2 separate regions of the Homo sapiens genome follow, and region 2 is linked to region 1. Evidence: read pairs that join two places in POLR2A ChIA-PET (ENCODE). Cell type or tissue: HepG2. All regions are shown on one strand. Region 1 overlaps ST3GAL2 (ST3 beta-galactoside alpha-2,3-sialyltransferase 2). Region 2 has its middle 27 kb from the start of MIR1538.

The links. Peaks named below come from ENCODE experiments on the same cell type or tissue, not always from the same donor. Only the 100,000 strongest peaks of a DNase experiment are listed, where the experiment ranks them.
Region 2: POLR2A ChIA-PET joins it to region 1 with 8 read pairs; 2 of 35 experiments call an interaction of 5 or more read pairs at or near these places.

What each region holds. Positions count from the first base shown.
Region 1 is chr16:70,426,166-70,431,165 of GRCh38, forward strand. All of the region lies in intron 1 of ST3GAL2 (ST3 beta-galactoside alpha-2,3-sialyltransferase 2), which reads right to left. It overlaps LOC124903707 (a long non-coding RNA gene), which reads left to right. Exons shown (of 3, transcript XR_007065103.1): 3 at 708-745. Among named protein-coding and RNA genes, the nearest start is that of ST3GAL2, 10 kb to the right of the region's middle. RefSeq lists enhancers at 1,703-2,394, 1,972-2,231, 2,395-3,084, 3,202-3,291, 4,469-5,000 and 1 more. In HepG2, no CTCF peak of the experiment used is centred here; DNase peaks (open chromatin) are centred at 2,266 and 4,940; H3K4me3 peaks cover 1,166 bases.
Region 2 is chr16:69,536,703-69,541,702 of GRCh38, forward strand. No RefSeq gene overlaps it. Among named protein-coding and RNA genes, the nearest start is that of MIR1538, 27 kb to the right of the region's middle. In HepG2, no CTCF peak of the experiment used is centred here; no DNase peak of the experiment used is centred here; H3K27me3 peaks cover 577 bases.

The sequences.
Region 1 (5,000 bases):
TATGGGGGCCAAAGCCTTTTTTTTTTTTTTTTTTTTTTTTGTTTTTGAGACTGAATCTCACTCTGTCGCCCAGGCTGGAGTGCAGTGGCGCGATCTCGGCTCACTGCAACCTCCGCCTCCCAGGTTCAAGCGATTCTCCTGCCTCAGCCTCCCGAGTAGCTGGGACCACAGGTGAGGTGAATGCCACCACACCCAGCTAATTCTTTATATTTTTCGTAGACACGGGGTTTCACCAGATTGGCCAGGCTGGTCTTGAACTCCTGACCTCAGGCAATCCGCCTGCCTCGGCCTCCCAAAGTGCTGGGATTACAGGTGTGAGCCACCACACCCGGCCCTCAGAAGTGTTTTTCTTTTTTTTTTTTTGAGACAGAGTTTCACTCTTGTTGCCTAGACTGGAGTGCAATGGCGCAATCTCGGCTCACCACAACCTCTGCCTCCCGGGTTCAAGCGATTCTCCTGCCTCAGCCTCCTGAGTAGCTGGGATTACAGGCATGCACCACCATCCCGGCTAATTTTGTATTTTTAGTAGAGACGGGGTTTCTCCATGTTGGTCAGGCTGGTCTTGAACTCCCAACCTCAGGTGATCCACCCACCTCGGCCTCCCAAAGTGTTGGAATTATAGGCGTGAGCCACCGCGCCTGGCCCAAAAGTGTATTTCAACCTTTAAGAATTATCTCTGGATTTTCTCTCTTTCTTTTTTGACAAAGGGTCTCGCTCTGTCGCTCAGGCTGGAGTGCAGTGGCGCAAAAATGGTTCACTGCAGTCTTGACCTCCCAGGCTCCAGCAATCCTCCCACCTCAGCCTCCCGAGTAGCCGGGACCACAGGTATGTACCACCATTCCCAGCTACTTTTTAAAATACTTTTTACCGACATGGTCTCCCTATGTTTCCCAGGCTGGTCTCGAACTCCTGGGCTTAGGCAATCCTCTTACCTCAGCATCCCAAAGTGCTGAGATTACAGACACAAGCCACCATACCTGAGCATCTCTGGCTTTTCAAATGGTGACAGTCACGCCCCTGAACACCAGACCCATCTATCCCACTAATTTCTGGATGCTATCCTTTAGACAGTATACCTTAGTAGAGGTATCCAAAAAGTATCTCAAACTCAACTTGCCCCAAACCAAACCCATGCATAATCCAAGCCCCTCAAGCCCCTCAAACCCAGTCTTCTTTTTTTTTTTTTTTTTTGAGACTGAATCTCACTCTGTCGCCCAGGCTGGAGTGCAGTGGTGCGATCTCGGCTCACTGCAACCTCCACCTCCTGGGTTCAAGCCATTCTCCTGCCTCAGCCTCCCAAGTAGCTGGGACTACAGGCCCCCGCCACCATGCCTGGCTAATTTTTGTATTTTTAGTAGAGATGGGGTTTCACCGTGTTAGCCAGGATGGTCTCGATCTCCTGACCTCGTGATCCGCCCGCCTCAGCCTCCCAAAGTGCTGGGATTACAGGCGTGAGCCACTGCGCCTGGCCAAACCCAGTATTCTTTCTGTATTCCCAATTTCTGGGAAAGGAACCCCCATCCATCTAAGCCTGAAATGTAAGAGTCATATGTGAGCCCTCCTTCCTCAACCTCTCACAGCCAATCTATTACAAATCTCAACTAATTTTTACCACTGAAATGTCTCTCAGATCTATTTCTCGCTCTGTCTACAACCATCACTCCATCCAAGGAAATGTCATTCTTCACCTCCAGCAGTCCTAACCACTTAAGCCCCAGATCTACTAAACGGACCCCCTTCAACTCCTTCTTCATAGGGTAGCCAAAGTGGTCTTCACATAAGCAAATCTCATTAGATCCCCATCTCTAATTCCTCTCATCACAACAGCCAGACCTCCCAATGCTCTGGGGTAAAGGCGGAACTCCCCAAAGGCCCCAGGTCTGGCTGGCTGGGCTGCAGGATAACCCTGACACCAAAATGGAACGGAAAGGTCTGGAAGTCACTGCTCTGTCCACAGCCCTGGCACCACTCCTGGGGAGGCTTCAAACTCCTGAGTCAGGCTCAGAATGAGCTCAGTCTTGCCAGGTTTGTCCCCTCCCCCAGTGCACAGCTGACCGCAGATGGGAAAGGGAGCTGGTGGCCAGGCAGGGGAAACCCAGCTGGGCCGAAGCCAGGGGCTGTGTATTTCAGGAGGAGGTGACAGAGCGGCAGCAGCACCAACTCAACTGTCAGTATCTGTGGGGCCAGCTAAGAGAAGGCAGCTATCTGGGATTACAAAACTCAAGGAGTCTATCTCTTCCCTCTTATCAGACTGACCTTTGGCAGCCTTGCAGCCTGTGAACAAACTGCCATTAACAACCCCTCCCCCGCTTCCTGTAAGCACAATTCTTTGTGACCAGCCCAGGACAGCCAGAGGCTGCCAGAAAGCCTGCCCCTTCCTCCCTGCTAGGGTGGGGCTTGGGGCCCATCTCTCCCCAGACCCCTCTATCCTATCCCTCCCTCTTGGACACAATCCAGGAAACCTTATGCTCTGCTCAAACTGGACTTCTCAAGGTCCCCACACGTCCCCTGCCTTCTCAGTTCAGGCCTTTGTATCTTGGTATGTGTGGCCTTTTCCTCACTACCTTCCTCCTCTTCTCTACAGTGAGATCCTACCCAGCCCCTTCCAAGCGGGTTCTCAACTCCTCACAGATCTGCCACGTGGCTGTGCGGCTGACCCAGCGCCTCCCAGATCAGTCTGATTCCACCTCCCACCCTGGCTTTGGGGAAAAACCTGGCTAGAGCAGAGCACAGGATGTAAAAGGGTGGGGGAGAACTTGGCAAATAAAAAAATGGGAATCCTATTAACAGTCACCCCAGGGCCTAAATGGTGGCCAGAGTAAGAAGGGAGGAAAGAGACCAGATGGAGTTTTCTGCCTGAATCCAGGACAGAGCAGGAGTTGGAAGTGGGGGTGAGGAACTACTGGATGCAGGGGAACTGAGCACAGCCCCCTCAGCTGCAGGAGCCTGAGTTGTCCAGGGAGATGCCAGAGCAGGCTGGCTGCTGCTTAACGCATCCAAACAGGTTAGGAGAAAGTTCAAGCCAATTCCCACAGACATCTGGCCCTTATGATGGCCTCCTGGGCCCCCAGTACTACCTCCCCACTCAGGCTGTGGCGGGCTTCTGTCAATCAGGTTGACCAGATGGCTGAAGAATGAATCCCTGAGGCCGGGTAAGGTGGCTCAAGCCTGTAATCCCAGCACTTTGGGAGGCTGAGGTGGGCAGATCACGAGGTCAGGAGATCGAGACCATCCTGGCTAACACGGTGAAACACCGTCTCTACTAAAAATACAAAAAATTAGCCGGGCGTAGTGGCAGATGCCTGTAGTCCCAGCTAGCAGGCTGAGGCAGGAGAATGGCATGAACCCGGGAGGCGGAGCTTGCAGTGAGCCGAGATCGCGCCACTGCACTCCAGCCTGGGCAACAGAGCAAGACTCTGTCTCAAAAAAAAAAAAAAAAAAAAGAGTGAATCCCTGAGCAGGGCTTTAAATTCTTTTTTTTTTTTTTTTTTTTGAGACAGAGTTTCGCTCTTATTGCCCAGGCTGGAGTGAAATGGGGTGATCACGGCTCACTGTAACCTCCACCTCCCAGGTTCAAGTGATTCTCCTGCCTCAGCCTCCCCAGTAGCTGGGATTACAGGCGCCCTCCACCACACCCGGCTAATTTTTTGTATTGTTAGTAGAGATAGGGTTTTGCCATATTGGCCAGGCTGGTCTTGAACTCCTGACCTCAGGTGATCTGCCCGCCTTGGCCTCCCAGGCTTAGAGAGGGGTAATGACTTGCCCCGGGTCACACAGCACCAAAACCCTGTGGGTAGCTAAGGCAGCAAGAATCCTATATGCATTCAACCAGACCAAGCCCTAGACTGTGAAAATCAGCTGCACCCTCATGCCCCCTGAGAATAACAAGCTGCTTTCCCTTGAGGACAGCCAAACAGACCTGCCCTGATGCTCCTGGGCCCTCGGCCAGCCCAGGCCTCCACCTGGGCCTCTGGGCTGCCAACAGAGGGCCAGCAGGCCTCACTTTGTCTGCACAGCATTAGTGGCAGGGTATGCCCAGGGATCCAGGCTGGGCAGGAACTGCCAGGACTGGCAGCATGGGTGGAAGACAATGCCCTCTAAAATACCTCAGCCAGGTCTGAAGGGGCTGAGGTATGCAGACAGCTGGGCACTGCCACTTGAGATGAAAACTCACACTCATTCTAGAAGCCTACCCACTGTTGCTTTAAGGACAAGAGTAAATTGCTTTTCAGGCACTGAGGAAAATCCTTCATCAAACAGCCACCACTGTGATCTTGGGCTGCACCTCCTTGACACAAACTATTGACCTGCTTCCCATGCCACAGCCTCTTCCCGTCTAAGGAAGTACCAGTGTTGGCCCCCTTCACGAGGGGAGCCTGAATGGGATCCCCATTCCTCTCCTCACCATCTCCTCCTACCCATGGACCTGGGGTCTCCCCTGAGCCATGCTGGAGGCCCCAGAAACCAGCCAAACACTAAACAGGCCTGGATCCAGGGAAATACTAAGCCCTTTGGGACAGGAAGGAGCAGAGAGAGGGCCAGGCCCCAGAAACTCCCTTGTGGTCTGGCAACCCGAACCCAGGACTCACACTGCTCCCTAGAGCACCCAAGAGAGGTGGGAACCGAGGAGGCCGGGGTTCTCTCCTCTCCCTTTACTTTCCCACACAGCCTCATTCCCTTTGGTTGCTGCCATCTTTTCTTGTGTAGCCTAGGGACTCCACACAGGCCCACAGAAACTTTCACTTCCCCCTGAAACTCAGGTTCCAATTCACTGCCTGCATCAAATCGCTGGTGCTTTGTGTTTAACTGAACTTGGGTAGGAACAAAGGTTGGGGAAACCTGACTTACAGGGCAGGGGAGATTCCATATTCTACTAATGTCCCTTGCAAACAAAAAGGAAGCCTGCAAAGAAGACAGGAAGGAGGGGGCGTGGGGGAGGCAGGCAGCAGGGGGTGGAGAGGTGGGGGTGGCAGGGCGGGGCAATCTCCTGACGTGTGCCT
Region 2 (5,000 bases), 890 kb before region 1:
CACCATGCCCAGGCAGCTGTACACTTTTGAGCCAGATACTTCCTCTCTCTGGACCATAGTCTCCTCATCTATAAAAGAAGTGGGTACTGCCAGACGCGGTGGCTCACGCCTGTAATCCCAGCACTTTGGGAAGTCGAGGCGGGCAGATCACGAGGTCATGAAATCCAGACCATCCTGACTAACATGATGAAAATACACTAAAAATACAAAAAATTAGCCAGGCATGGTGGCATACGCCTGTAGTCCCAGCTACTAGGGAGGCTGAGGCAGGAGAATCACTTGAACCTGGGAGACAGAGGTTCCAGTGAGCTGAGATCGTGCCACTGCACTCCAGCCTGGGTGACAGAGCGAGACTCCGTCAAAAAAAAAAAAAAAAGTGGGTAGGGCAAGAGATCATTAAGCTCCCTCTCTCACAGTCCAGGCCCACTGATTTTCGGGGGAGACAAAATGAGGAAGTCACAGTAGGATGCAAAGTCATTTAAAACAGAATTCTCAAAACATTAAAATAGATGCCCTAGCTCCAAGGAGTCCCTTTTGGCCTCATTAAGGAACAGTTAAAGATCTGATCACATCTTTGAACTGGGGACTCCTGAATCCCGTGACCACTGAGAATGAAGACATTTGCTCATCTCACATGTCTTTTCCATTTCTCTCTACTAGGATTTATTGTGTTGTAAAAGGCTTGGTGCGAGGCAGAGGGAGAGTTTATCCAAATCCTTTGAGAAATCAGAGAATGTGGTAAATCCTGATTCTCATTTTGCTCTATTGTTTATGACCTCCAGATCTCTGGTGAGGAAGACAGGATCTACAGCTGGTCTCCATTTCTTACTAGCTGGTTTAGTCTTAAGTTCATGGCCGCTTGCCCAGGCTGTGCCAGCTGAGTGTGCTTTAGATAGCAGCATCTGAAATGGATAATTATGCATCAAAGCCAGCCTACCTTACCTCTCCTAAAGGAACCTGATGTCTCACTTCCTTTCTCCAAGATCATGGCATACACCTGTTTATACAGAATTGTGTCCATTGCAGGCAAGTTCTGTCCATGTTTGGCTAAAAGAGGAGGCAATGTCGTCACATCCCCAGGGAAGCTTTTCTCATCTACCCCTTAAAGATTAGGTCAGGCCCCTTGTTAAAGCTTTCAAAGAATCCCACACATCCCTATCACAGCAGTCAGCACACTTGTCATCATTTAAATAATTTGTTATAATTTGATTAATGTCCGTATTTCCTTGTGGTTCTCAATAGGGACAATTTTGTCCCCAGGGAACATTTGCAATGTCTAAAGATATCTTTGGTTGTCACAACTGGAGGGAGGCAGGATGGAGGGATGTTTTTGGCATTTAGTGGATAGAGATCAGGGATTCTGCTAAACATTTTAAAATGTACAAGACTAGGCCAGGCACAGTGGCTCATGCCTATAATCCCAGCACTTTGGGAGGCCGAGGTGGGTGGATCACCTGAGGCCAGGAGTTTGAGACCAGCCTGGCCAACAAGGTAAAACCCCACCTCTACTAAAAATACGGAAATCAGCCAGGCATGGTGGCATGAACCTGTAATCCCAGCTACTCAGGAGACTGAGGCAGAAGAACTGCTTAAACCTGGGAGACACAGGTGGCAGTGAGCCGAAATGGTGCCATTGCACTCCAGCCTGGGCGACAAGACAGAAACTCCGTCTCCAAAAAAAAAAAAAAAAGAAAAAGAAAGAAAAGATAGAATGTATAAGACAGCCCCCAGAAGAAAGAATGAGCCATCCAAGATGTCCACAGTGTTGAGAAACCCTACTGCAGATTGTGCATTCCACAAGAAGAGGGATTATATCTTTTTGTTTGCCACTGAACCCAGTCCTCACACAGAGTCTGTGACGGAAAAGGTATTTGGTGCGTAGATGATGACTGACACCTGCCTATTCTGTCCTCTGGGCCTGGGATAGCATCAGATTACATTTTGTTTCCCAAGGGCTGAAACCATTTTACATATAGTAAGCAAATGATTCCAAATGAATGAATACTTTGTAAATGAATGAACGAATGAGTCCATCCATCCATTCATTCATCCATCCATTCATCCATCCATTCATCCATGACCCAAATGGGCCCTCATGCCAAGAATACATCAATAGTAGTCGTCTGACACCAGCTTTGGTTTTACCACTACCCAGCTAAGTGATCTTATGAATTTGGCATGTATTTGTCTAGATCAGCATTGTCCAGTAGAACATCCTACAATTATGGAAATGTTATATATCTGTGTAGTCCAAAACAGAAGCCACTAGCCATAGTTACTAATGGACTCTCAAAATATGGCTAGTGTGACTAATTCATTTAATTTAAATAGCCACATGTGGCTAGTAGCTACTGTATTAGCACAGGTCTAGACCTTTTAGAAGATTTTTACATTCAAGATCATATTACATATATTATACCCATGTAAAATAGTTTTGTTGCATGAGTTTTTATACAAATATATGTTTCACAGGTTCTGTAACTTGGCTGTTTCACTCATTCTGCTTTCGACATCTGTCCTGTTAGATCTAGCTCATTTCTTTTATCTACTGCATAGTGCTTTGTGGTATGACTATTTTATGTTTTGGTAGCCATTCTCCTACTGATGGATATTTTGGCTGTTTCAGGTTTTTTTTGTTGTTGTTGTTACAAACAATGCTGCAATGAACATCTCTGTATTGTCTCCTTAGAGGTCTTAGTCCATTTTCTGTTGCTATAACAGGATATCACAGTCTGGGTAATTTATAAAGAAAAAAACTATTTAGCTTACAGTTCTGGAGGCTGGGAAGTTTAAGAGCATGGCTCTAGCCTCTGGTGATGCCTTCTTGCTTCTTCATAACATGGTAGAGGGCATCACATGGCAAGAAGAGAAGAGTGTGTGTGTGTGCTCAGATCTTTCTTCCTCTTCTTTTTTTTTTTTTGAGACAGAGTCTCGCCCTGTCACCCAGGCTGGAGTGCAGTGGCGCAATCTTGGCTCACTGCAAGCTCTGCCCACTGAGTTCATGCCATTCTCCTGCCTCAGCCTCTTGAGTAGCTGGGAATACAGGCACCTGCCACTACGCCCAGCTAATTTTTTGTATGTTTAGTAGAGACGGGGTTTCACCATGTTAGCCAGGATGGTTTTGATCTCCTGACCTCATGATCCACCCGCCTTTGCCTCCCAAAGTCCTGGGGTTACAGGCGGTGTGAGCCACCGTGCCCGGCCTCTTCCTCTTCTTATAAAACCACCAGTCCCACTCTGGGGACCCCACCAAGATAATCTTATCTAATCTTAACTACCTCACTAAAGCCCCAATCAACATGCAAATTTGGATTAAATTTTGAACACCTGAAATTTGGGGGACACAGTCAAACCATAGCATTAGGCTCCTCCTTGTTAGCTCTTAAGAGGGAAATTACATCACAGTATATGCATAAGTGTAATTTTATTAGTTCTGCCAGGAGAGTGCCATAATTTGTAAAACAAGGATTCAGTGATTTCTAAGGTTTCTTCCTCCAGCATAAAACCCAATTCTTCTGGAACAATAGAGGTGAGAGACTGACTTTAAACTTTTGGCAATCATCTAGTCTATGCTGTGCTCAGTCAGATGCAATGGAAACAGATAATATCCAGGGTCATATGTTCCCAGTTGTCCCCTCTCTGGGTCCCTGGGAAGAGAAAGCTCTATAAAACATCAGATCAAATTTTCTTTTAATCCTCTAAGTAATAAAGTGGATAAAAGTTTCTGGCAGTGGAAAACTCCAATTATTTAATTACATTAAAATAAATCTGTCACTAAACTTGGAAACCCAAGCTTTGCTTGCCCAGATAGCAAAAAAGTAAAAAGGTTTCCATGCTGCACAGTTTTTCTAACTTCCCCCATGTGGTTGTGACTTAGAGTCATTTTACCCATTCACACCTGCTGTTACCCAGTTGTTAATATCAATGCAATTAATAATAATTGTAAGAGAAACTATCTAATTCCAGCAAATACCTCATTTCTACTAGTTTGAATGTGTCAGTTGTCTTGGGGCAGGAACCACAATTCAGTATTTTAGAATATACACATATGCAGGCAAATATATATTCTACTCTTTAGAAATTAAGTTTACAATAGACCTTGATATTTTGTCCATTACTCATGTTCACATGATTTAAATCTTAGGAGAGGGCTTTAATCCACTTATCTGGGTGGGGAAATATTGTTAGAAAAATGTGGGCTTGGCTGGGTGCTGTGGCTCTTGCCTGTAACCCCAGCACTTTGGGAGGCCGAGGTGGGCGGATCACTTGAGGCCAGGAGTTCGAGACCAGCCTGGCCAACATGGCGAAACCCCATCTCTACTAAAAATACAAAAATTAGCCAGGCATGGTGGCACGTGCCTGTAATCCTAGCTACTCGGGAGGCTGAGGTGAGATAACTGCTTAAACCTGGGAGGTGGAGATTGCAGTGAGTCGAGATCATGCCACTGCACTCCAGCCTGGGCGACAGAGCGAGACTCTGACTCAAAAAAAAAAAAAAAAAAAGAATAAAAAAAAATGTGGGCTTTTCTATCACCTATTTAATTGCAGATACTTGTTACTGAGTGTTGATTCTATACTGACATTAACTAACCTCCAGGTATTAGGATTAAGTTTGCTAAAAACAAAACTTCCGAACAAAACAGAAAGATCTAGTGTTTTCCCTCCCATTACAGATTTGCTTATTATGAAAACTTTGGAAATTATAGAAAAGCAGAAGGAAGAATAAAAGGATGATCACTATTACTATTTTGGTGTAGTTCCTTCCCATTTTTTCTTCTTCTTCGTCTTCATCTCCATCTCTGTCTCCTCCTCCTCCTTCTCCTTCTTCTCTTTTTTTTTTTTTTTTTGAGACAGTTTTGCTCTGTTGTTCAGGCTGGAGTAATCACTGCTCATTGCAGCCTCCACCTCCTGGGCTCAAGTGATCCTCCCACCTCAGCCTCCTGAGTAGCTGGGACTACAGGAGTGTGCCACCATGCCTAGCATGAAAATAATTTTTTTTT